Regions from separate parts of the Mus musculus genome. Here regions 1, 2, 3 and 4 are each linked to region 5. Evidence: chromatin loops called from intact Hi-C (ENCODE). Cell type or tissue: heart. All regions are shown on one strand. Region 1 holds the start of B230206L02Rik (RIKEN cDNA B230206L02 gene). Region 2 holds the start of Spag9 (sperm associated antigen 9). Region 3 holds the start of Nme2 (NME/NM23 nucleoside diphosphate kinase 2). Region 4 holds the start of Nme1 (NME/NM23 nucleoside diphosphate kinase 1). Region 5 holds the start of Tob1 (transducer of ErbB-2.1).

Region 1 (5,000 bases), 78 kb after region 5:
GTCTCAGATCACAGGGCCAGGCCGTGGCTGGCGCTTGAGCCTCTCTGATCCAGACACCTGCCACAGCAGCAGCTTTCTCAGGGAGCGTGGTAGCCATGTGACTTCTCAGAGGACAGCCTGGGTCCTGCAGCCAATAGTGAGCCAGCAATGCAGCAGCCCTCTGCATTTCCAGCCTGTAAGATGTGAAGCCTACCTGCTACCTGCTTGTTGCTGTTGAGGCCGGGGGAGGGGAGGGCACAGGGAAGCAAAGGCGACCAGCACTGAGACCACAAAGGTGACCACAGCTAGCCATGGAACACTCGGGAGGGTCTCCGAGAACAGGGCTGGCTGCTGTTGGTGCTGGGCTCTGGCCAAGGAGTGGAAGGACTAACATTTCCTGGAACAAGAGTCTACCAACCATGCCTAGGACCAGCTGCTGCCGTGTGTGGCTCTGCCCTCAGCAGGAGAAAGGAGACAGTATAGTGAAGTGTGAGGTTTTCTCAAAGTGACATAGGGTCTGAAAGACACTTTCCCCTGGGGGTGGGGGGCACGGGGACAGGGACACTCCTAGTCCCTCTGGCCTGCATGAGTGCACTCAGCATATTGGAAAGCTGGAGTTGCTGGCCGATCCCAGTTGCTTTTTTGGAAATAGTAATCAGAGAGACCGCTAACACTGAGGACCAGCCAGCCACCCTTTCCTCCAGTGACTCAATCTATAACGAAGTTGTTTTCTGTATGTATGTGGACGGGGCTCCCTTTTCGTATCTTTTTCTGAGACAGTCTCATTAGGTATACCGCACTGGCTGGCCTGGACCTTGTGATCCTCCGGTCTCAGCCCCTGCAATGTGGGGATTATAGGTGCCTACTGCATAAAATGATCTGTGGTTATTTGGGTTTTTTGTTTTTATTTTTATTGAGGGTACCAGGATACCTAGAAAACCTCTCCTGGGGAAGAGGTTGGGATCATGCCCCACGTCACCCATGCCACAGAGCCTAGGCTTCCTCGGGGAACCTGAGCAAAAGGAACATTCCAGTGAGTGTACTGGGAATTCTTAGAAAAGTTTCAGGGCCATCTATCTGTGCCATCTATCCTTGACTCCTTTCTGACCGGGATCTGTGGGGAAATGTCCTCTTAAGCCTCTCAGCCCTCCTGGGCTACAACTGTCTCCCCCAGAGCCCTCAAATAATCCGGTCCCTGTGAGGAGACATTGGGTACAGCTGGCCGCCTGCCCCTCTGAGAGGGCATGCTAGTAATGTCAAGGCCAAATATAGAGGGAACCAGATACCTCATGGGCCCAGGGCCTAGGGAGCCCCATGGACTCCACCGCACCTGCCCCACCCCCAGCTCTTTCGGAGTCCTGCAACCTCCACCCCCTTCCAGCCTGGGCAAGCAGCCAGGAGACTGGCATCCCCTTCTCCTGGCCCCAGTCCACTTGGGGACATGTCCCAACAAGTCCAAGCACAGCAGGAGGCTGGCCCAAGGGTGTGGGGGGCAGAGTTTGCGCTGGGCGTGCGTGCCTGCGTGGGGACACCTCTCCAAGCCCTTTTACAAGCGTACCTTCCCACCTGGCTCTCAACACCAGGAGGCCAAGAGGAACCACTCCTGCCCTTGGTTCTTTAACTTCCTCGGGAGACCAAGACCATAAAGCTGGGGTGGGGGAGACCAGAGAGCCAGGTCAAACCCCAATAAACTGCTGGACACACCGAACTGCAAATAATTAGTCCCGATTGCCTCCACCGTCCTCTCTGGGGAGTGAAAGGTCAAAGGGCAGAGTTGCTGACGCAAATGTCAAGGGAGACATGTGGAGGCTTGAAACAGCTGGGATCCTGCTCCCAGCGAGGTCACTAGAGCCCTGAACACTGTGTCCCCCCCGCCCCCGCCCCCCGCCCCGGGCAACTGGGAGAGCTGTTCTCAAAGCACCAGAGGTGAGGGGGCTCTGTGGCTTTTCCCTCCTGGCTCCAAGGTCACCGAGACCTGATGGAGAAGGTTAATCAGGCTCTTGGGGAAAGCTTAACCTGCCTGATACTCGGTTCTGCTCGTGAGCCTCTGCTACCTCTACAAAGAGGGAAGAGACCTCTGTCTCCTGTGAGGGGAATCCTGGCTCCAAACCCTCTTCTCGGTTGGCACACCTTGGCAGCTCTGCCAGTCTGTGCACAGTGGCGACCCCCAGCGGCTGGATTAGGGCTTGAACTTGGGGCTGGGGCTAGGCTGCTGCCATCCTAACACTGCAGCCTGAGGCCCAGGCCAGGGAACATGGGACATAGCAAGAGCAGCTTGGCTTTGGTCAAGAATATTTACTAAGCCTTAATTTTTTCCTCCTTGAATTGTGGCTAGACCTCAGCCGAAATAGCCCACTGTTAGCATAATAGGGTCAACATGTCTAAGGATGAACTCCGCCTCCTGGGCCCAAACCTGCTCCTCCTCCGGACTTCCCTGTTTCCATTAATAGCACTGCCACCACCCAGTCCCTGGAGCTCCGAACCTTGTCATCTTCAACTCCTCCTCTCTGGACTGGGCACCTGACCTGCCCCTCCTCAGTCTTCAGGCCACCCTTCCGTCCTCCAGCGAGTTGGCCTTTTTACAGAGCCACTGGAGTGCTCAACAGCGCCACCTATGGGCCAGACCCGATCACATGACCCAACACCTGCTGACTTTGTAACCTGGGGCAAGTCTCAGCTTCCTTGGCTATAACTTGAGAGTGAGAATAGTCATTTGGTAGGATAATGTGTGACCCAAGTGACAGAATGTACCTGAAAACCCTATCATGTAGGATGTTCCTAGGCACAGGAAAATTTTACACACCCTGTTCTCCAAAGCCTCTATTTTATAAACAAGGAACTGAGACCTGACAGGGGCATTGAATACCAAGTGTCTTTACAATACACTGCAGAGCCAGCTAGGATGTGGAAGCTCCTGGAAGTTTTAGTGTGTCTCCCTCCCCCATCATTCCACTCTAGAACCCACAATTAAAAGCTGCCGCTGGCTTCATTAGGCCCATCCCCTGCCTTCAGGGGGAGGGACACCTGCCAGGTGTCCAGGTCATTAGCCATAGGAAGTAATCTTGAGATGTGACAAGCACAGGTCACATACAGCAGTCTGAGTCAGGGAAGCCATGTGCAAGGTTCCAAATGGGGCTGAGCATACAGCCACCTGCTTGAGGGGCAAGGCCTCATTCCAGAAGTTCCAAAGGGTAGGGGTCTCTGGTGCAACTCAGCTGCCCTGAGTGGCCTTGTACCTTTAGTGGCCATGTACTTCTTAGGGTCAGGAAGTGAAGTACAGGCTACCCCAGCTTGCTGTTATCCAGGCCTTCTTCCCTGTGGGAAGATGTTCCCTTCATTCACCCTGTGGATAGGACTTGAATTCCACACACTCCCTTCAGATGAATGGTAGGAGACCTGCCTAGGTCATAATCATTACCAGATTTCCCTGAAGAGGCCACAGCAAGAACTGCTGGTGAAAAGGCTTTTAGCATGAGGTGGATGGACCCTCCTGGAGTCCTTGTCACCTGTCCTCTAAGGCCATGGCTCTCAAGTGGATGGTTGCTTTTGTATTCCCAGCGGACACTTAGCAGCATCTAGAACCCGTTTCTCTTGTCACAAATGGAGAGTGGGTACCGCTAGACATTTTTAGTGGGTCAGGACCAAACATGATGCTCTAAGCCTCTTAGGGCTCAGGACAGAACTGAAGACGGGCCAGCCAGCTGACAGGCACAGGCCTGACCTCCAGCTTTTGTAATGATCTTTGGGTTCTTGTCCCCCTGCCCAGCCCAGGGAAGTTTCTAGAATAGTCCATGCTGACTTCTCAACTCTTTCAACAAGGACAAAGAGGCCCTGGAAAGACACCCAGACCTGGACACTCCCCATCCTGTTTCATGAGCCTTGTTGTCCACTGGATCTGCATGTAGTCCCTGGCACTGAATTCATTAGGGGAAAGCTGAGAGCAGTGAGGTACAAAATGGCTCTCTCAGCTCTCCTTAGATTCAGCCTGCAGCCCCGGGAGGGAGGTGAACTTGTTGAGGAGCAGAGGCAGGAATACCTTGTCAGGGCCAGGAAGCTTCTGCAGCACTGTCTAGTGGTCACATGTTCTCCTTTGGCCTCTACAAACACCATTCCTATGTAAACCAGTGCCCTGAGACTCCCTGGTGTCCCCAAATGGTCTCTAGGGTCTCCGCCTGACCTCTAGAGCTCTGCTAGGGTGTCTTATACAGCCTTGGTATCAGAGCCTCTCAGATAACCCAGGTGTCTGCCCCGAGGTAACTGACAGTGACCCTGAGATCCCATTCTGGAACTGCCTACCTTGTGGGGCTGGGGACTCATACAGGCTCACCCTCTGTCTCGTCTTGAGGACATCGCATTCCTCACCATGGTGATGGACCCCTGGAGGAAGGAGAAGCCCTGAGTGCCTGAGTGCAGGTGAGGATCTGAGGGGTCTGGAGTTCTAGAAAAGCCACTAGCCTCAGGGGTCACCTCTGTTTGGGGTCACATCCATTTCATGGAAATTTGCTCCATGGCGCTTAATCTTTACCTTTCTTTCCATTATGTTGCCACTGTGTGTGTGTGTGTGTGTGTGTGTGTGTGTGTGTGTGTATGTGTGTGTGTGTGTGTGTGTGTGTGTGTGTGAGTGATGTGGGAGGGAGGTACGGGGGCATGGCTACCAGCTTGCTTCAGTGTTGCAGCCAGCAGGCCACCCTCATCTTCTAGTCTTTTATCTGTATCGGCCCGGCCCGGAGCTGGGGAGGGACAGTGAAGGACTGGCCTTCCTGCCCAAGGGTTGTTCCTGTCATTCTGTACTGGGTCAGGACCTCCAAAGAAGGTCTGGGAATTTGACTTCTGCCTGAAAGGGGTCTCTGCATGAACCCCCAACTCTCCGGCTAATCTAGTCCCTCCCCAGCTTCTCTGTCATTTCCTGACACAAAACTCTCTGTCCCAAGCAACTTACCTCGCTCTTCCCTTTCTCTGCCCATGTTGTCAGGTCATGCCAGCTGGGGGGATCTGGACTGCACAGGGTCAGTCCAGGGTGG
Region 2 (5,000 bases), 210 kb after region 5:
TCAAAAAAGCAAATAAATGGATTCAGGAGGGCCACCCAATATTTCATTACACAATGGACAAGAAAGGTATTTAAACTGAGCATATAATTGACAGGAACTGGCTGAGAATGGCAGTATAAGCCTGTAACCTCAAGACTTGGAAGGCTGAAGCAAACAAATTTCAAGTTCAAGGCTGATGTGGGTACAGAGCAGGTTTATATAGAAAGAAAGCACAGGCTAAGACTAAAGAAAGAAGGATGAGGGTGAGGAGGAGGGAAGGAAGGAAGAAAAAGGGAGGGAAAAAGGGAGGAAGAAAAGAGCTCACCAGGTTAAACTCTGGGGAAGACATTGTGTGGCAAGGGTGTAACAAGAGCAAAAGTATCTGCCAGGCCTGGGTTAAAGGAAAGCTGCATGGCAGGGAACCAAGGGCAAGAGTGTCCAGTGAAAGCATTTATTACCATTTGACACTGGCCCAAAACTATGTAAAACTCTGCCTTTCTCTATGTATTTTATTTGCTGATGTTTGGTGCTGGAGGTAACTTTTTACAGTGCTGTGGACTGAGCCCAGACAGAATGCTAGGCAGGCACTCTACCACTAAGCTATACTCCAGTTCCCAAAACAGCATGTGAGTACACTGTGGTTCTCTTCAGACACACCAGAAGAGGGCATCCAATTCCATTACAGATGGTTATAAACCACTATGTGTTTGTTGGGAATTAAACTCAGGACCTCAGGAAGAGAAGTCAGGGCTCTTAACTGCTGAGCCACCTTTCCACTCCACCCGACCTCCAAAAAGCAGTTCTAAAAGGAGTCACTAAAACAACAAACCAACTACACACATACACAATTCAAATAAAAGCAAAAAAAAGTGGAGTACATTCAAATTAAGTACAACCATTATAATAGAAATTACATTCCTGCCCCCTCTCTGGCAATTTCTGCAAGCAAGAGATTACAGCACCTCATAGGTTCCTTAACACCTTCACCATTCCCAGGCCTTCTTAAGTTCCCACAAAGATACCCAAAATTTACTTTATGCTCTAGAGATGAACAATTACCATGCTTTCAAATTACTTTGTAAATACCCTCCCTGGAGCACTTCTGCTATAAGCACATGCTCTTAATCTCTGGGTTAAAGGCACTGAGCATTCAGGGAGAGAATTAAACAGGATCCACTCTGTACACTGGCCTGGAAGACTGAACTCCTAGGTATAGGCAAAACCGCTTAGCATCTTCCATGAGTAGTGCTGCTGCTGCTGCTGCTGCTGCTGCTGTTGCTGCTGCTGCTGGGGTTTTATGTTTGTGGTTAGGGCAGGGTTCGTCTAGCATCTCATCAGTGCTGTTAATTCTCAGGTCAGGAGTCTACCCAAACATTTCATTATGGAGATGTGACAGATTTAACTAAGAAGTATAAATGTTAAAGAAACCTAGTGAACAGACTGTTTTTAAAGTCATTTACTTAAATAAATATAAGCCGGACAGAGGTGGTGCATGCCTTTGATCCCAGCATTAGGTAGGCAGTGACAGGGGGATCTCTGTGAGTCCCAGGCCAGCCTGGTCTACAGAGCAAGCTCCAGGATAGCCAGCCAGGGCCACACACTGAAACCCTGTCTTGAAAAACCAAAATAAATGAACAAATAAAGAAAAATAAAGAAAACAAAGCCTAGCAGTTTTATTTTCTGATTCTGTAACCTGTAACAGCTGGTTTTCTTGGACTGTGTAACCTCGGCACTTCATCCTGTCCGCAGGCTAAGGCTGGAGGGAACATTTCCTTTTTTTTTTTAACCAGAGGTAATAGGTTACATTGAACTTGCTCCTAATCTGTGTATATTTGGCCCCACTCTCTTCCAACTGCATCCACATCATGACAAAAGTCTGTATCAGTGGCAAGTGGCACCCAAGTGGCACGCCACCTTAAAGGCCTTGATCTGTTTTATAAACCAAGAAACTAACGGGGCTGTGGCCTTGTCTTCTTTTCAACCCTCCCTCCGTGTTTATTTGTAAACATACTCTTGAAATAAAGTCAATTTTGTTTGGCAAATTCAATGCCTTTCTTTAAGATAGGTGGACTGCAAAATCTCAATTACAAAGCGCCACTATAATCATGACTTTAAAAAAAAAAAAAAAGAATCATTTACCTGAATGCAGAGGCACAAATAACAAAATAAACTGCCTATTTAATGCTAGGAACTGAGCTGCCAAACAAATGTCACATTCTTCTACCGCGTCATGTAGTTTTGAAAAACAACACGTGGTTCCTTCGATAATTAGTCTCCTTCAATCACCATGTATTTAGCTAGGTACAGTAGATGTCTGGCACAAAAACAAGGAGAGCATTTTGACTGCCGAAGAAAGGTTCTTCAGAAACAATGCCAGGGCGCTCAGCCTGCAGGCTAAAATCCTGAACTCGCTCAAAAAGCTAGAGGATCATTTACAGCCCAGGATCCAAAAAGGCTCACACACTCAGGTGACGAGTACAAAGGTCACCGCTCAGGTGTTCGAGCAAAGAGCCAGCCAAGTGCACTTAGAAACTGCAGGATGCAAAGCAAACGCAGACAGGACAAGTGTTGTAACACTCACCCACACCTTCTCAACCCCGCCCCCCAGTCTTTATAAATAGAGGAGGCTGTCAGGGAACTGTCCAAGGTTACCACCTGACACGAAGGAGGAACATTCCTCTGTGAGGAACATTAATAAAGTAAATGAATGTACTGTATGTACTTACTGGACTCTGCTAGTCGACTTCTAAGTGGTTGACTAAGTGTTAAAATTAAATGGAAAAAAAAAAAAAGGGTACATAGGTAGACTTCCTTCTCAAGAGGATCTAAATGTCAAGAAGAAACTGACCGAAAGAGGGAGATCTCTAACTTCCCAAAGCAGCAGCAGCCCCCCCTGGAAAGGTACCGAAGCCAGCGGAACTGACACGGGCAGGACAGCACTGCCCCTCCCCATGCTAAAAGTTTGAACCCGCACCCGACTATCCTACGGTGGTCGGAAACTTCCCTAAACAAGAAGCAACCAGACACCCTCAAGTCTCCGCCCTCGGGCAGTCCCAGGTGCCCTCAGATGCCAGAGTGTCGCTTCCTCCCCCGGCCTTCCTCCCACTTCACCCCTCTCCTGGACACTCGCTGGCCTGCCTAGGCTTCCAGCACCGGCCAGTGTCCCGGGGTCCCGAGACGCTGCGGAGCACTGTCCCGGGCCCTGGATTCGGGCCTGCCCTTCAGGAGTCCACCCTGGCGCGTTGGTGCGCCTGGCGCGCCCAGCGTCCCCAGCCCGGCTGCGACCCCCGCCCCCGCCGGCCCTCACCTCCTCGGCGTGCTTGCGCAGCGCCTTCTCCCGCTCGTACTGGGTGATGAGCTGCTCGTTGTCGTCCCGCAGCAGCTCCAGCTCCACCTGGTGCTCCTGGTCCTGCGCGAACACCGAGTCCAGGTTCTCCAGCACGGCCACCACCAGTGGCATCAGCTCCTTGACCACCTCCTCATCGTAGCGCCCGATGAGCCGCTCGAACTCGCGGTAGATGGAGCCGGCCAGGCCGGACACCCGCTCTGACATCACGGCCCCGGAGCCTCCGGGCTCCTCCTGGTATACCACACCGTCCTCCAGCTCCATGGTGGCGGGCGGGCGGGCGGCCCCGGGCGTCGCCGGCTGAGGGGTGGCACGGGCCCGCACGGGACGGGCCCGGCGGAGGCTGGGGCTGGGGCTGGGCCCCGCGGGGTGGGGGCCGGAGCCCTGGCCAAGGAGGGGAGGGGTGGGGTGAGCGCACTCGCCCCAACCGCCGCTGCACCAACTGCCGGGGCGGCCCGGCCGCGCGCGCTACGCGTCACCCGTGGGGCGGGGCCAGCGCCGCGTCGCCCCGGTGGGCGGGGCCCCGCGGGAGGCCAGGCGCGGACGAGGGGCGGGGCCTGGCGGCGGCGTGCGCCGGCTGTGACGCCAACACCCGGCGCCGCGCGCGCGCGGACCGAGAGGTGAGAGGTGGAGGAAGTGACAGCCGGAGGCTGCGTTGGCTGGGCGTTCCCAGAGGAAAGGGAGGGGCTCTGAAGACTGACAACTTTCCCCAGGAGGCTGCAAGCGTTTTCTTCGCCTTTTTACGGCTCATCCCGCGCCTTCTTGGTGCGCCAGACGTGTGGACCCTGCTTAACAGACAAAGAAACTAGGGCCAGGGAAGTTGCGGGTTAGTCAAGGTCATACCGCTAGAACAGGAAAGAGGCAGAGGCGAGACTCTCTCTACTTCCTACTGAGAATTCTGGACTCAAAGGAAAACAGTGGATGAGGGAAAAAGCTGTAACTAGAATGACTGCCTAGAGGATCAGGTTGCCTCGAGTACGATAGTACACTTTGATGTTAAGGAAGAGTAAGGATAGCCTTAACCAGAAGAGCGAAGCGTCTGGAGAAGGGAAAATGAGTACCACTTTTTGCATTTTGCCAAACACTGGGTCCCTCTGCTCCCTGCCTATGAGAAAGACAGTTCTAGGCTGCAGCCACTACCACCGGTCCCTCTCTGATCTTGAGAGGGAGGTGGGGCTGGGAAGTGAGAGAAGAAGCAGAGGAGGCTATGGGGTGGAGTCAGTGGTGGAATAAGTCCCATGATACATGAAGTCACCTATCTTGGGAGTGCGTCACTCGTGGGGAATGCCACAACACCCTAGCCTTGGGCAGGCTGAGTCAGAGATTACTTCCGTGTATTCTCATCTTCCAGTCTCAAGTTTGGCGGAAGACACTCGCAAAAGCCTCTTCCCTTTGCCATAGCTGACTCAGATACACCGACTCCGACTCATCTAAATATATGGGAAGAACAGAGAGGATTTAAATAGACAAGTTATTAGGGAGAAGACTGGCTACCTCCCGGAGTCCTAAATACCCTGTTTGGTGTTTAGAAGTTTCAGATCATCCCCAAAGTCTCCCACACTTCCATCTCCCTGGAAACCACCAAAAGCTCTGTGGAGGTTGACCCAGTGCAAAAGGACAAAGATGAAAACTGTCAAAACAATTTCCCGAACCCCTGCGCCACTACCCTTAGTTT
Region 3 (5,000 bases), 260 kb after region 5:
GCAAATGGCAGTCGGTGCATCCTAGTTGGATGCTCTGCTAATTGAGGTGTAGGACAGTGGAGAGGTGTGATGGGCTGTTACCCACCTGAGTAGTTATAGGCGACCAGTTGGGCTGGAGCCACAAGGCTGATAACCTGAGTTTGGAGGTCAGCCGACCTCATCTCATCTCAAGTTGTGAGTAGTACTGGTGTCATAGAGAACATAGAGAGCTTGCCGGTTCCTTTAGAGATGCAGGGAGGCATCAAAGCAGGGTATATTCTCTCGATGAGACCAGGGCTAGAGTCACTTGAAATCAGTGTTCATTGGGAATCAAAGAAATAAAAAAATAAAAAAAGGAAATTGTAGGTTCAAGTGCCCAGTGTGTAGAGCCTGTATGAGATAACTTTAGAGTTTAATTGCTCATCCTAATGGCCAGTGAGCAGAGGGCTGTTCTGTCCAAGCAGGTCTTTAGCCAGGGCTGATGCAATGGAGCTGGAGAAGGAGGTTTCAGGCATTTTGACTCATCTGCGCTAGTTAGGCTCAGTGCCTTGGGCAATGCCCTAAACCTATTTACTGGGATGTTCAGGGCCCCAGCTCAGGCTCCAAGCCTGCTGGGAGAAGCAGCAGCTGGTTCACACAACATACTGCAACTTTTTTGGGTGTGGTCTGGATATGGAAATGAAGCAGATGTGGGCACTGAGGGCACCTTTAGGGTACTGGTGGCTTGCCAAGAAGACAGGAGGTAAAGACTGCAAGTTGACAGGCCTGGCTTCTGAGAATACAGAGTCTGGAGTACTGGAGGTTGGACCAAGGCCTTGTGCATGCTACACAAGTGGACCTACCACAGAGCTAAATATTCAGTGCTCCCTACCTTCATGTAGTCGAGGCTGGTCTTTAATTCTAGTGTAGCCAAGGATGTACCACTTTACCCACTCCAGCCCCTCTCTTTGTATGTATTCCTTAAAAACTTGTTTTTATCATATTATGTGTAGGTGTGTGTGTTGCATGTGGGTATGTGCACGTAAGGGCATGTCCTTGGAGATGGGAGGCACCGGATTCTATGGAACTGGAGTTATAGTTGTGAGCCACCTGAAGTGTGTGGTTGCTGGGACTTGACCTCTGGCCCCTGGAAGGCTCTTAACTACAAAGCCAGCTCTCCAACACCCCATTTTGTATATTTTGAGACAGACCAGGCTGACTCTGAACTGTGTAGCAGTGGCTGTCCTTTCCTGATCCTCCTGCCTCCACCTCCCAAAAGCTAGCACTATAGGCAAGTGTCATCTCTCACACCTGGTTTTGCTTCTTATTTTGAGGTAGTCTCATGTACCAAATTCACCAGGCTGGCCTTGAATTTCCTCTGAAGTCTAGGCAGGCCGTCAACTTATATACAAAAATCTAGAATCTTGCCAGGGGTGTCTCAGGTTGAGGTGGGTAGCCTGACACTCGGTAGGTAGTGCTCTGTGGGCAGGAATCCCAGGCTCAGGGTGGCATCAGAGCCTCTAGAGGAAAGGTAGGTGAGGAGACAGAGAGCTGGGAGCTGGCCCTAGTGTCAAAAGGCATGGGTTATCTTAGGAATTCGAAAGTCATTCTGAGACAGGAACAGATGGCCTTCTGAGGAGGGGCCTGGAGACAGACTTGGCTCCTAGGGAAGTTGTCATTTTGGGTGAGGAAGGCTAAGCTCAAGCAGAGAGGAAAGAACAGAGGGCTGAATTTCGGAGATAGGAAAAACTCGGGGTATCCCAGAGCATGGAGAGTCCAGCTGGGCGCGGATGTCTCAGGGAAGCTTGAATGCAGATGTCTCCTGGAATAAATTCAGGACCTGGTCTCCAAAGCTGAAGCCTTTAGCTGCAAAGAACAGGCGGACTTGGGTGGAGAACAAATCACTTCCTGCCCCGCAGCCCTCCGCAGCCCTGCAAGGAGAGGGCGTGCACCGCGAGCCTTTGGGCGGGGACAGAGACGACTGGCAAGACCAGGCAGCCTGAGCGTCCCGGGTTGGGCAGCGGGGTCCTCCGGGGTGTGGCGTCTCTCGTCCCGCCCCGCGTCCCTCCTCTCTCCGCGCCGGCTGGTGGTCGTTCTATTCTCTTTGCTTCTGTCGCTCATCGCAGACACCAGCCGACCCACCGGCTTTCGGTAAGGCTAAGATGCACTCCCCGCCCCGACATCAGCTCACCACAGGCTCCCGCAGTCCTCTTTCTGGGCCTCCCGGGCGGGGCAGAAGTATCTGGAAAGCCACGTGTCCTCCGCAGCGGCGGCGGTGGCAGGAACCCACGTGGCTTCCTGGGCCGGCTTGGGTCGGCCGGGCCTCATCGACTACACTTCTTGCCTCCACAGGACCATGGCCAACCTCGAGCGTACCTTCATTGCCATCAAGCCAGATGGCGTGCAGCGCGGCCTGGTGGGCGAGATCATCAAACGGTTCGAGCAGAAGGGGTTCCGCCTGGTGGCCATGAAGTTCCTTCGGGTAACAACGCCCTTCGCCCCCTACCCCTCTGCTGCTGGGTGGCGGGAGTTTGGTTCGCCCGCCAGTAGTTTGGCCGCGTCGCCTTTTGGAGTCGGAGTTAGGCCTCCTGGCTGATTTCACTCCCACGAGAATCCTTTTGACCTCCGCCTCTCACCAGACGTTGGTGGCTCGCTGGCCCTTTCCCAGGCCGGGGAGGACAGACGCCCTTGGGAAGGTTTAAGTGGAGGTAACGTGACTGGTGTCGGTGCCCAGGCCTGGCTTCCCTCCCACAGTGTGTCCTGGTCCTGTCCGTCTCGCAAAAGGTCTCCAGTCGGCTTGTGTTGTCATGTGGGATAGCAAGGATTGGAGAGAGCCTGAAACCCGCCCTGTACAATTGCAATTCTTTTGTGCTTGAGCCGAAACTTCCAGATGACCTAGGCTGCATCTCTCCTTGGCATAGGATAGTAACTATTTGACATGGTATGTAGCCACCAGCTGAAGGTGTAGTTCATGAGGTCTAGAGTCAACCCCTCCTAAACAGTAGGGTGTGGTGGCACATGCTCAAATCTCAGCACATAAAGGTGGAGATAAGAAAATCTGGGTCAGCCTGGCGGTGGTGGCGCACACCTTTAATCCCAGTACTCGGGAGGCAGAGGCGGGCGGATTTCTGAGTTCGAGGGCAACCTGGTCTACAAGGTGAGTTCCAGGACAGCCAGGACTGTACAGAGAAACCCGGTCTTGAAAAGAAAAAAAAAAAAAAAAAAAAAAAAGAAAATCTGGGTCACCCTTGCCTATACCTGGAGTTTAAGGCCAGGTCTGGATCCCATGAGACCCAGGTCTGTCTTTCTTTCTTTCTTTCTTTCTTTCTTTCTTTCTTTCTTTCTTTCTTTTTTGACCCAGTTTTTTTTTTTTTTTTTTTAATACAAGGTTACCTTTTAAAATTTTTTATTTATTTATTTATTTATTTATTTATTGGTTTTTCGAGACAGGGTTTCTCTGGCTGTCCTGGAACTCACTCTGTAGACCAGAAATCCACCTGCCTCTGTCTCCCAAGTGCTGGGATTAAAGGCTTGTGCCACCACGTCCGGCAACGAGGTTACTTTTAAAGTTTAAATATCTACTGAAATATAACAAAGGCCATCAGTTTTGTTCTTGGGGCTGGAGAGAAGGCTCCGTGGTGAAAAGCACTTTGCTCTTCCAGAGGATGGGTTCAGTTCCCATTCATTACTCACAGGACAGCTCAGAACTGAAACTCCAGTCTTAGGGGATCTGACACCTCTTTTGGCCTTGGAGCAGGAGACATGCACAGGATGCACAGTGTGTAGGCCAAACACCCATACACACGATTAAAGTAAAAACAAGAAAAAGCAGGGCATAGTGGCTTACACCTTTAATCTCAGCGGAGCCAGAGGCAGGCAAATTTCTTGAGTTTGAGGCTAGCCTGGTCTACAGAGTGAATTCCAGGCCAACCATGGCTGTACAGACTCTCTCAAAAACAAGACAGAGAAAGCGTTCTTGGGGTTGGAGAGAGGACTCAGCAGTTGAGTATTTATTGCTGAGATCAGGAGTTTGGTTCCCAGTACTTAGGGTGGCTCACAGCCCTCTCTAATTTCAGTTCCAGGGGACCTGACGTCTTCTGGCCTCTGGGCACCAGGCACAAATGCAGGCAAACCACCCATACACATAAATCCTTAAATCTAAAGTTTGTCATCTGAAATGTTTAAAAGGTTCTGTTGAGCAGGGAACCTGGGTTACTGACACATTCAGTCAATATTGTACTTTCCACTTCTATAGTGTTAGATCCTTAACATCACTGACTATGTAAGAGTCTTTATTTCTTTTGGTTTTTCTAGACTGGGTTTCTCTGTAGCCCTGGCTTTCTTGGAACTTGCTCTATAGACCAAGCTATCCTTGAAATCAGATCCATCTATCTCTGCCTTCCAAGTGCTGGGATCAAAGGGGTGCACCACCACTGGCTCTTATTTTTTAAGACAAGGTTTCTATCCCAGGTTGGCCTTGAACTTGGGGTTACCCCCTTTGTCTACCAAGTGCTGGGATTGCAGGCATGAGCTATCAGCTCATTTTGTAAACACTTGCAATTTTTGTCTTGTGCACGGTGTGTTTGTGTGCGAGCATTGGTCCTACCATCTTGAGACAGTCTCCTGGTCACTGCTGCATATATACTCTGGGGCAGCTGGCCAGTGAGTCTCCAGGTTCTTGTCTGCCTTCACCTCCCATCTCTGGGTGGGACGTTCTGGGGGTTCAGGTCTGCATGCTTGTACTTGATCCCCACGTGCTTCCTGCACGGAGTCTTCCTCCTTTTAAACCAGGTGCTGGAGACTGAACCCAAGGCCTTGCACACGTCAGGCGAGCACTTGACCACTGAGCTATATATTCCCAGCTCAGGTTGCCTTTATGACCAGTATAGGGTTTTTGATTTTTCTGCCACAATAAGTGTCGGTTTCATGGTATGGATCCTTGTTAGTTTATTGAACTACCAAACCTGGGATTGAGGACCTGTTGTGTTGGAAAGCCCAAGCTCACCCCCAGGGTGGGCTACAACCATATCTAAGCCTTTCCG
Region 4 (5,000 bases), 240 kb after region 5:
GGGCTCAGGGTTCTGTATATGCTCTACTAATGTTCTGTATCCTCAGCCAGCAAGCGAATTTTTTTTCAGTCAGAATAATTTAAATTCTAATTAATAATCTAAATCCTATTTCACCTCATCAATAATATTTAGTGTTATCATCACTGGCCCCTCCTTTTTAAAAATTTTATTTTTCAAGATAGGGTGCTATGTAATCTAAGCGGATTTCAGATTCGTTAAGTGGCATAGGATGACCTTGAGCTCTTGATTTTCCTGCCCTTATCATACCCAGCTTTAAGGCACATTCTTGCTGTTGTAGTTCAGGCTAGCCTTACATGTTTAGCTCTCTTGATTTAGCTTCCCAAAAGCTGAAAGTGGTTGCTATAGTTTACTTTCCTATCTTTACAAGTGTACTGATAACTCATCACGGATTTAATTCATATCTCTCTAATGGCTAATGAAGTTAAACATGTGTGTGTGTGTGCGTGTGCGCACATGCATAGTCTGGAAACCCATACATAAGTAAAACTGGCCTTGAATTCAAGGTTATCTGTTCTTCAGCCCTGAAGGTTCTGGGATCATAGGTATGAGCTACCATGTCTGGTTTTTTTTTTTTTTTTCCTTTCTTCTTCTTTTTAAAAAAGAATTATTTATTTATTTTAGGGATGTGAGTACACTGTAGCTGTACAGATGGTTGTGAGCCTTCAAGTGGTTGTTGGGAATTGAATTTTTCAGACCTCTCCTCACTGCAGTAGCCCCACTCGCTCCAATCAAGTCTGCTTGCTCAGTCCGGCATAAAGATTTATTTATTATTATACATAAATACACTGTAGCTGACTCATTAGATCTCACTACAGGTGGTTGTGAGCCATAATGTGGTTGCTGGGATTTGAACTCAGGACTTTAGAAGAGCAGTCAGTGCTATTACCTGTTGGGCCATCTTGCCAGCCCCCCCCACCCCCCTTTTTCTTCTCAAATCAGTCTTTTATAGTCTAGGCAGACTTCAAACTTACTGTGTAGCTTAGGATGACCTTGAACTTTTGACCTACCTTGGATGTGCTGGGATTACAGGCCTGTGAAACTACACCCAATCTAAGTAAAGTTGGGGATTCAACCTAAGGCTCTGTGCATGCCAAGCAAACATTCTACCCACCGAGCTAGAGACAATAGCTTTTCTTTTCCTCCTCCACACCCCCTGCATATTCTGCCTGTGAAAAGTCTATTCTTGTCTTTTGCCCATTTTATAATTAGACTATGTGTGTTTGACTCTTTTTTGTTTGTTTGTTTTGCTTTGTTTTGCTTGAGATAAGCTTTTGCTAAGTTGTGCTGACTAGCCTGTAATTCACTATATAGATCAGGCTTGTCTTGAAATCACAGAGCTCTTTAACCTGCCTGTTTTTTTGAGAGACATATTCTCTCTATGTCATCCTGGTGGCCTCTAAGTCTTGATGATCCTGCTTCAGCCTTCCCAGTGCTGTGAATTCATCAGGCAAGGCCCTTCTCATTTGACCAACACCCCAGTCCCTCCATTTCATTAAAAACAAAAGACAAAAAACAAAACAAAAAAAGCAAGCAAGCAAACAAACACATCATCTGGGCTGGCAAGCTGGTCCAGTGGCTATGAAGCACACACTGTCCTTGCAGAGGACCCAAGTTCCGTTCCTAGCACTCACATCAGATCACTCGCAACTGTTTGTAACTCCACCGCCATTGGAACTGACCACTTCATACACTGACATACGCGTGTACATGTAAATAAATAATAAGAGGCTGGAGAGATGGCTCAATGATGAAGAGCACTGTCTACTCTTCCAGAGGTCCTGAGTTTAATCCCCAGCAGTCACGTAGTGGCTCACAATCATCTATAATGGGATCTGATGCCTTTTTCTGGCCTGCAGGTATACATGCAGATAGAGCACTCATACATAAAATAAATACATCTTAATAAGCAAACAAATAAATAATGCCGGATGTGGTTATGCCTTTAATCCCAGAACTCGGGAGGCAGACTAAGAGGGAGTCTCTGCGAGGTCATGGCCAGCCTGATCTACACAGTGAGTTCCAGAAAAGTCAGAGTTACATAATGAGACCCTACATACAATAATAACAACAATAATAAAACCCTCCTCCCGCGTTTCCTACCATCAGGTATTCACTATAATTCTTGGCTCTCAGGTAATAACGGGCTTTCTCCCTTCATGTAGGTCCTTTTGATTATCACTTCTGCAGAGATTTCTCAGCCTTAATTTTTTCCCCCTGCTCTGTTCTTTCTTATCAGCACTTGCACTGTGTGTTCACTATCAATTTTCTCTTTATTGTCGCAATTCTCAACCCTACTAGTAAGCTCCCAAGTAAACTTCAACCCTAGGCTCTAGAATGTTCCTACCCGGCACATAGGATTCAGTACATTTGTTGCTTGACAGAATGAAGGGAAGGTGGAATGACACGGCCACTGAAGCTCTAGTTGTGACTTCATGCAGTGTGAGCGCCACCTGTCGGGAAAAACTAGATTTTCTCGGGAACGGAGGAAGTGAGTCACAGGCAGCCGTAGGGGAGAAACAGAAGATGGCCGCCAGACAGGGGGGGTAAAAAAATCCAAAACACCACACCCAGTGTCGGAAGTTAAACACTGGGCGAGTGCTCCCTAGAATGACATCCGACTCCCCAGAAGAAGCGGGGACCGGCGGTGTACCGCTAAAAGGGCTCCCCTGAATCGGAACTGTCCGAAAAGGTTCCGTGCGAGCAGCTGCGGGGAACCACGTGAGGCCGGGGAGCGTTTCCGGTGCGGGCAGTCGCAGCCGGCGGTAAAGCCTTGTCATCTGAAGGGGTAAGAGGGGTCAAGTTGAGAGTCAAGGAGACAAGTTGAGGGTTTAGGTGAATGGGGAGGGAGGTGGGCGTTCACTAAAGGGTGCACTCTCCGCGGGGTGTTAGGGAGATGGCAGGCAGGGAGATGGCAGGCTGTGGCCAGGTACAGACCTGTCAGCTTGATACGCCACGTGGGCTCGCCTTTGTCCGTGGCCGCAGTTCCTGTCCGGCTCGCGGCAGGGCTATGCCTTATTCTCTTTCCAGTCCGCTGTTGGGCACAGAGTTGGTACTCGGGTGGTGCTTGCTGAATGAATGAATGACACTCTCTGTGTGTGTGAATGTGAGTGAAGAGAGAAAGAAAGAGAGATCGGTATGCAGAGGCTTTCATAGAGGATGTTTCAGCCATTTCTGAATAATCTTTCCTTCAGACATTCTCCAGCTAGTCTGTGGCTTCTGTCTTTCTCTTTATGGGGGGCGCGATTGCCACTTAAGGCCTGCTCTTTGCTCCTATTGACTGCGAGACCCCGTGGTTTGGTATCAAAGATAGGTGGACTGGCTTACAGACCGGGCAGGCGAGAGGGACAGGAAGTCAGGAACAAAAATGATCATGCAAAGGTTCATGCATGCCCTAGCTCACATGTGAACCCCAGAAGGTAATTTTGTGGAGCGGGTTCGTGGGACCCAACACATGCTTGTAGTACAACTCAAGGTCTGCTAGGCCGTCTAGCTGGCTCAGGCCTCATTCTTAGGGTATAAAATTAGAGGTGAACCCAAGTTTAGAAAGACAGAGCCAGGAGCCGGTGTTGCTGTCCTCTTAGGTATCGTCTTTCAAGGTGGAGTCTCCTTTCATCTTGTGAGGCAGTGTACCCTGGAAATGGAACATTCTGGAATGGATGTTCTCCAGGTGTCTTCTTCCTGGATGATGCCCCATGTTAGGTATTGGGCTGTGGTTTTTCTCATAATCCACAGTTCATTGGTTAGTTACAATACTCATTGCCCTTTCCCCATAATATGTAATTTAATAAATGTTAATTGCTAGTCTTACATAATGGACTTTCAAGTTTTTATCTTTTTATTCTCTGACAATTTTCTACATGTATGTGATATATTTAGTCATTTCACCCTCTCCCCTTACACTCTCTCATCTAGCCTGAATTCTTCCAACAAGTTCTCTCCTACTTTCATGTCTTATATTTTTTCTCTCTGTGTGTGTGTTTGTGTGTGTTTGAATGAGTTTAATTGGAGTTGCTTGCTTGATGGATAGAGGAGTTATTTGCTGTGGCATGGACAGTTTACCCATGGCTACATCAGTGAAGAGTGCCCCCCCCCCCTTAATTGCCAATAATTGCCAATAGCTCCCAAGGCAGGGATAAGGCCTTGGGCCTTCTGAGTCCCTCCCCAATCTATGATAGAACATAGTCATTGTTTGTTTGCTTTCCCATTTTCTTCTTTTCTTTTTTCCTTTTCTTTCTTTCTTGCTTTTCTTTCTTTCTTCCTTCTTTTCTTTTTTTATGCTTTGCTTTGCTTTTTGAGTCAGGCTCTTATGTTGCCCAGGCTGGTCTGATTTTTTTTTTTTTTCCCTTTTGCCTTAGCCTTCCTAGGGATATAATTACTGGCATGTATCCTCAGGCTTGGCTTTTCTCATTGCATCCTGAGAAGTGTCCCAAATTGCACAGGGCTGGGAAATCTCATTCTTTGTAAAAACCAAAGATGGTTGTCGTGACATATTCTCTAAAACTTTTTTTTTTTTTTTCGTTTTTGGTTTTTCGAGACAGGGTTTCTCTGGAACTCATTTTGTAGACCAGGCTGGCCTCGAACTCAGAAATCTGCCTGCCTCTGCCTCCCGAGTGCTGGGATTAAAGGTGTGCACCACCACGCTCGGCTCTAAAACTCTTGCTGGCTTTAATGTCTGAGGTCAGACCGTCTTGTTCCAGATGTTGCTTTCCCTAGGAAAACCACACCAGTGCAACATCCCCTAATCTGTTTTACTGAAAAAGGTGCTGTCTTTTTGGTGTGTGTATGTCTTAGTTTACATCTCTTTCCTTAGCTCCATCCCAGTAGACGCTCAATAGGAGGTTACTAAATCAATGGAATAAACATTTCAGTTCCTGTTTTTGAGCCCTCCCCCACTTCAGGATATTAATTTGTGGGTGAATGAGCTGGGCAGGGATTGGGATTTTACTGGAGAGATTTGGGGTAGACATAGTAGATGAAAG
Region 5 (5,000 bases):
TGCTGTGGCTGCTGCTGCTGCTGCTGCGGTAGTGGAGGCGGCGGCTGGGATGATGACGGCTGCTGCTGCTGCTGCTGCTGTGGCTGCGGCTGTGGCTGCTGCTGGCTGCCCAGGCCCAGCCCATACAGAGAGTGCACTGAGGAAGAGATGGCTTTCTGCTTCAGGAGGTCGTTCACATTTACAGTCAGGCCCAGGTTGATCGGAGAAGTGCGAGCTACCTTGCTGCTACGGCCACTATTCTTCATTTTGGTGGAGCCGAACTTGGTGGCAGCAAAAGTGGCAGTGGTAAAGGTTAAAGGCTGCGTGGACCGGGGCATGAAGGTAGGGCTGACAGCAGCAGAGTGGCCGAAGGGAGGTGAGGGAGAGCTGGACACGGAGGAGGCCGGGTCGCTTATGGGCATGAACACCTGGGCCTCCGGGTTAAAGCTGTTTTTGATCTCCTTATCCAGCTCACAGCCGGTTTCACTACTGTCGTCCACGTACAGCACCTTCACTGGTCCCTTTTCGCCGATCTGGTAGGAAACCTCAAACGGGTCGATCCAGACACTCAAATCCTGTGGCAGATTGCCACGAACATCGTCAATGTCCAAACCACTCTCTTTGGATGCCTGCTCGATCACGGGGTCTACCTTCTCCCCCACGTGTATACATCTAAACCCTGAGCCTTTGTATGGCTTTTCAGGATACCAGTGCCCTTCATATTTCTTCTTAAGAAGTCTTTCAAGCTCTTCACCAAAAATGTTGACACGTCTCCTGGGAAGCTTATTGTACAAGTAAGAAATAATAAAATTGAGTGCTACTTGGATTTCAAGCTGCATAGCTGCGAAGCCACAAAAGTTAGCTTTGTTTCAACTCCTCCACCAGAAAAATAAATTTTTTAAAAAAAAAAATCAGTTTGTGGCAGAGAAACAAATTCTCATTCAAAGTGCTGGTATTAGAAGATTATCCTTCAACCTTCCCGTGGTCTTGTTCCTTTAAGAAAATAAAACAAAAGCAAACACATCCAAGTGAGATCAATGTAACAGCTCCAAAGCTTTCTACCTGAAGCAATTTTATTTTTGAAAATGTCTACTGGGCTAGAAAGACTGGAAATGACCGCTGGAAAATAAAAGGAACAGACCATAAAAAAAAAAAAAATCCTCTTGCTAAAGTTCAAGACAGATTTATAGTTAAAACAGCATTCTACATACCACTTCCCAGCAGGACTTACAGGACCTCCAGAACATGTATCCTTTATGTTTCTTCTCGCACAGTGTTTACTAACTGTACTGCACACTCATCCACCCACCTACCCGTACACTCCACTTTTACAAGTTGGTCATTAGTTTCCTTGCTAGTCACCATTTTAGAAGTGAATCCCTAGTTCCTTTTGGAAACATCACATTTAAATCTGCTTTATGTTAAATATTCGGAAATGTTATAAGTTACAAAATTATTTTTAATTTTCAAAGTACCTGGTACTAAAATTAAAGGTACTAAATGAGTTGTCATCTTGGTAAATGAAACCAAATTATCCTCTCTAGTTTTAACCATGCCAAGGGCTCTCACACTCTTGCTCTTCTGGGAGCCTTTTTCTTTTTTATTGTGTACTGCCCCCCCCCCCCACACACACACATTCTGAAATTCCTCTCAGCTGCAAGTATAAGAAAAACAAGCAGCTTAAAACTCCTATTGATTACTCTGCTTAAAGGGCAGAGTTTCTCAGTTTTATTCTTATTTTTAAAAGCCATCTCCTTCCCTCTTCGGATAAACGGGCAGTCCCTGGAGAGGCTGGAGCGAAAAGGTCGACCTTTAAACGTTTGCTGGATCAGCACTGGGTGGGGATAAGAAAAGATCAAGGGCAAAGAGAGGTATTTCCAAGGGAGAGCTATTTGTACAACGAGGTTGATCAAAAAGGGCATTTAAAATAATCAAACTGGTGTGGATCCGTCTGTTCCATTTTCCATATTCTTGGTGACAAAGGGCAAAGAATCTCTCGTGTAGCCCCCAAACTACACTTTCCAAGCCGAAACCCAAGAGCAGGCAGAGAAAGCAGATTCAGCTGGACTGCTTGAAGGTGCAGCCGAGCCCAGACAGGCTGGGTGGAAGGTGGTTTTTAAAGCAACGCCTTAACACAGGACTGTGAAGAATTACATAAACAGCCAGTTGGGTCTCATTAGATTTCTGCTCACAGCGCTGGGAGCCCGAGCGCTACAGCAGCAGCAACAGCCAGAGGAGGTGGAGGTGGAGGAGGAGGAGGAGGAGGAGGAGGAGGAGGAGGAGGAGGAGGAGGAGGAGGAAGAGGAGGAAGACTACTAGACTTGCTCCGGGAGGAGGAGCTCGGCCCGGGGAAAAGGAGAGCAGGCTCTTTAGCTGCCTCAGGGACGCGGCCCGGGCACCGGCAGGTCGCGGCGCGGGCCGCCCAGTCTTCCCCTCCCCCGCCGTAACCTGACCCTGCCGTCCCCCACTCTGCTCCCCGCTCGAGGCTCCTGGGACCTAGCCAGCATCCCGGAGCACCGGTCCGGGCCCGATCCCTGTATCCCGGCGCCCCCTCCCCCTGCCTGGGCGCCGCTGCCCCCACCCCGGGTGCTCCCTCCTCCCGGTTGCCCGTCGGCCGTCAAGCCTCCGGACCAGGTCCCCGGAGCCACTCCATTCCCTTGGGTCCCCGAGGCCGCCCCTCCACACCCGGGCTCGCAGGACGCTGCAGCCACTCCCTCGGCCCCTAGCCGCCGCCCCGCCGTACTTACAAGCTGCTCCGGAGCTGCGGCCGCCGCCGAGCCGCGGCTGGGCGGGGGAGAAGGGGCAGCGGGCGGGGGCGCGGGTGGGTCGGGAGCGGCGAGGCGACGGGGTGCAAGACGTCGCCACCGCCGGACACGCGACGGACGCCTCGGGCGGGTCCGGGAGCTCGCTGCTCTGGCTCAGGGGTGGCGGGGACGGCAAGCTTACACGAGCGCGCTCGCTTCTCTACACAGCCCGGCGGCCCGGCCCTGCGTCCCCGTACAGCGCCCTCTGCGCGCCGGGCCAGAGCTTCGCTCCTTCTGCCGCGGCGCGCGCCCCGCCTCTCGTTTTATAGCCTCCTCCCCGCCCCCAGCCTCCGCGGGGGTGCGCGCCGCTCGCGTCACAGTCCCGCCCTCCCCACCCGGCACCCCCCGGCCGCGCCGACTCCGCCCCTGCCCTGCCCCCCGACGCCATTGGCCAAGTCCCGCCTGCCCACGTCCAGACGGCCGCTGATAGATGGTCACGCCTCCTGAACGCCGCTGTGACCAATGAGCTGAGAGTCCCGAGAGGTTGGGGGAGGGGTTAAGGGAGGCCTTGGAAGGGGATTGGACAAGGGTAGGGATGGGATGGTAGGGATGGGGTGGCAGGGCCCGGGGGCCTGGGGGTGGGGGGTGGGGGGTGGGGGGGGAGGAGGGGGAGCAGGTGGCGACGCGGCGGGGACCGGCCGGGAGGGGCAGCCGAGGCTGGGGGAGGGAGGGCAGAGTACACGGAAAAGGCTGCTTCCGAGCGAGTGCGACTGTGGCCGAGGAAAACCCCACTCCTGGGCGAGCTAGCCTGTGGGTCTCAGCCCATCCCGGGGTAACCGGGACTCGTGCTCCCGATTCATTGAGTATTAATCCCCGCAGGGCCTAGGCCAACTGCCACCCCGAGAGTGACAACTGCAGAACCTGGGGGTGGGGAAGGGAGGCCACGTCGCTGCACCTCCCGCACAGGTGACAGTTTAACTGCCTCTGCAGCTCCCCCTGGCCAAATCTCCCCGGGTCACCTGGCAGCAGCTCGGACATGAGGGTTGCTTGAGACCGTAAGAAAAAAAAATTGTCTTATATCAAACGTCGCAGAGAGCGACACGCTGCCAAACTGCCTGTGTGACTCTGTGTGCGTGCCCACGCGTGCATTTTGAGAACTTTCACCCAGGCCCACAAAATAAACACGAGGCCTCGCTGAGGAACCTGCGAGAGTTTATGAACTGTGCACAGGTGTCCAGGGAATAGGGACGCCAGGGACTCTAGGGGCGCGGATAGGCGCCGTTTCCACAACCTGCAGCCCAGAAATCCGAGTTATCGTCCGGAGTGGAACGGGGCGTTCCTCTTGGCTAAAAATAATTACTCACAGGTAGCAACGATGCCTGATTGGTCGCACTGGACCTTAGCGGCCAGACGATTGGCTGTCTGGTCTCCAGGAGACCGACGTCAAACTCGGACTGGGTAAAGGCGAGAGAAAGTCGAGGGGGAGCCTCGGAGAGAAGGGGGGGGGGGGTTGGGGGGGGGGAGAAAGCGCAGCAGTGAATGAAACGCCCAGGGCCCTGCCTTCCCCTTCCCTGTCCTGGGCATTCGGGCCATGCTTCCTGGAAAAAAACCGGTCCCCGTGCTGCCTTGCCCTTAAACACTGCAGGGCGGGCATTTCTATGCCTGTCTAGAGGTTAAAGCACAACTCACCGTCTGTGTAGCCCATCTGTACCACCCAGGGCACAAACCCTGGTCTACGCGACCCGCCAAGAGCCTTTTCATTTTATAGATGCAGAAGTCTGGATGTAGCCTATTATTTTGCACTCGGACCTGCTTGCGTGGGTTCCCACCTCCTCTTTTAGAAGGAACAGCTTTGAGAAAGGATATTTCTAAAGTCTCACAGCGTGTGAGAATGGGAGGGTTTGTGGAATGGGCTGAGGGGTGGGGTGGCGACCGGTCAGGTGACCCATTTCTTGTTTATTGCACAGGTTCCTAAAACTTGGGTAGCGTTTTTTTTTTTTTTTTCTTAAGAACATAGAAGTTTTACTCAAAAACGCTTTAAATTCTGTTTTATTTTTAGTATTTCGGCTTTTTAGTTGCAGAGTGGAATTAGATTGTGAGAGCATGGTGTTTAAAATGGAAGCATCTGGCAGCAAAATATTTTAATATAAATTATTCTTCCACTGTTTTCCTTCGTTGTGTGGTTTTGCTTTTCTAGTGTGAACGTTAATTTGTCACTGAAATAAGGCATTTTTAATTCTGTAGTTAGTTGGGCACAGAAATTGCAAGAATCTAGGT

What was found. Hi-C counts contacts between places; a loop is a spot of excess contacts. Peaks named below come from ENCODE experiments on the same cell type or tissue, not always from the same donor. Only the 100,000 strongest peaks of a DNase experiment are listed, where the experiment ranks them.
Region 1: it touches region 5 in a loop (6-fold over the local background); 37 of 42 quality-filtered maps call a loop at or near these places.
Region 2: a loop joins it to region 5, with 2.1 times the contacts of the local background. A loop is called at or near these places in 2 of 42 quality-filtered maps.
Region 3: it touches region 5 in a loop (2.4-fold over the local background); 7 of 42 quality-filtered maps call a loop at or near these places.
Region 4: a loop joins it to region 5, with 3 times the contacts of the local background. A loop is called at or near these places in 7 of 42 quality-filtered maps.

Annotation. Positions count from the first base shown.
Region 1 is chr11:94,131,018-94,136,017 of GRCm38, reverse strand. B230206L02Rik (RIKEN cDNA B230206L02 gene) reads right to left here and starts at 2,562. Exons shown (of 4, transcript NR_167701.1): 1 at 2,463-2,562. In heart, CTCF peaks have their summits at 2,156 and 2,604 (motif pointing left); DNase peaks (open chromatin) are centred at 147, 1,357, 2,147 and 2,497; H3K4me3 peaks cover 752 bases; H3K27ac peaks cover 2,682 bases.
Region 2 is chr11:93,994,860-93,999,859 of GRCm38, reverse strand. Spag9 (sperm associated antigen 9) reads right to left here and starts at 3,769. Exons shown (of 29, transcript NM_027569.3): 1 at 3,287-3,769. The coding sequence starts at 3,589. In heart, a CTCF peak has its summit at 2,820; DNase peaks (open chromatin) are centred at 2,509, 3,049, 3,829 and 4,569; H3K4me3 peaks cover 2,883 bases; H3K27ac peaks cover 2,412 bases.
Region 3 is chr11:93,952,935-93,957,934 of GRCm38, reverse strand. It overlaps Nme2 (NME/NM23 nucleoside diphosphate kinase 2), which reads left to right and starts at 1,679. Exons shown (of 5, transcript NM_008705.5): 1 at 1,679-2,109; 2 at 2,311-2,440. The coding sequence starts at 2,315. In heart, a CTCF peak has its summit at 2,431 (motif pointing left); DNase peaks (open chromatin) are centred at 1,934 and 2,604; H3K4me3 peaks cover 2,668 bases; H3K27ac peaks cover 2,053 bases.
Region 4 is chr11:93,966,027-93,971,026 of GRCm38, reverse strand. Nme1 (NME/NM23 nucleoside diphosphate kinase 1) reads left to right here and starts at 2,755. Exons shown (of 5, transcript NM_008704.3): 1 at 2,755-2,806. Gm35198 (a long non-coding RNA gene) reads right to left here and starts at 2,522. Exons shown (of 3, transcript XR_388959.3): 1 at 2,366-2,522. In heart, a CTCF peak has its summit at 2,465; DNase peaks (open chromatin) are centred at 1,656 and 2,586; H3K4me3 peaks cover 2,367 bases; H3K27ac peaks cover 2,066 bases.
Region 5 is chr11:94,209,458-94,214,457 of GRCm38, reverse strand. Tob1 (transducer of ErbB-2.1) reads right to left here and starts at 3,004. Exons shown (of 2, transcript NM_009427.2): 1 at 2,727-3,004; 2 at 1-972. The coding sequence starts at 818. In heart, a CTCF peak has its summit at 2,981; DNase peaks (open chromatin) are centred at 2,557, 3,197 and 4,137; H3K4me3 peaks cover 4,069 bases; H3K27ac peaks cover 3,518 bases.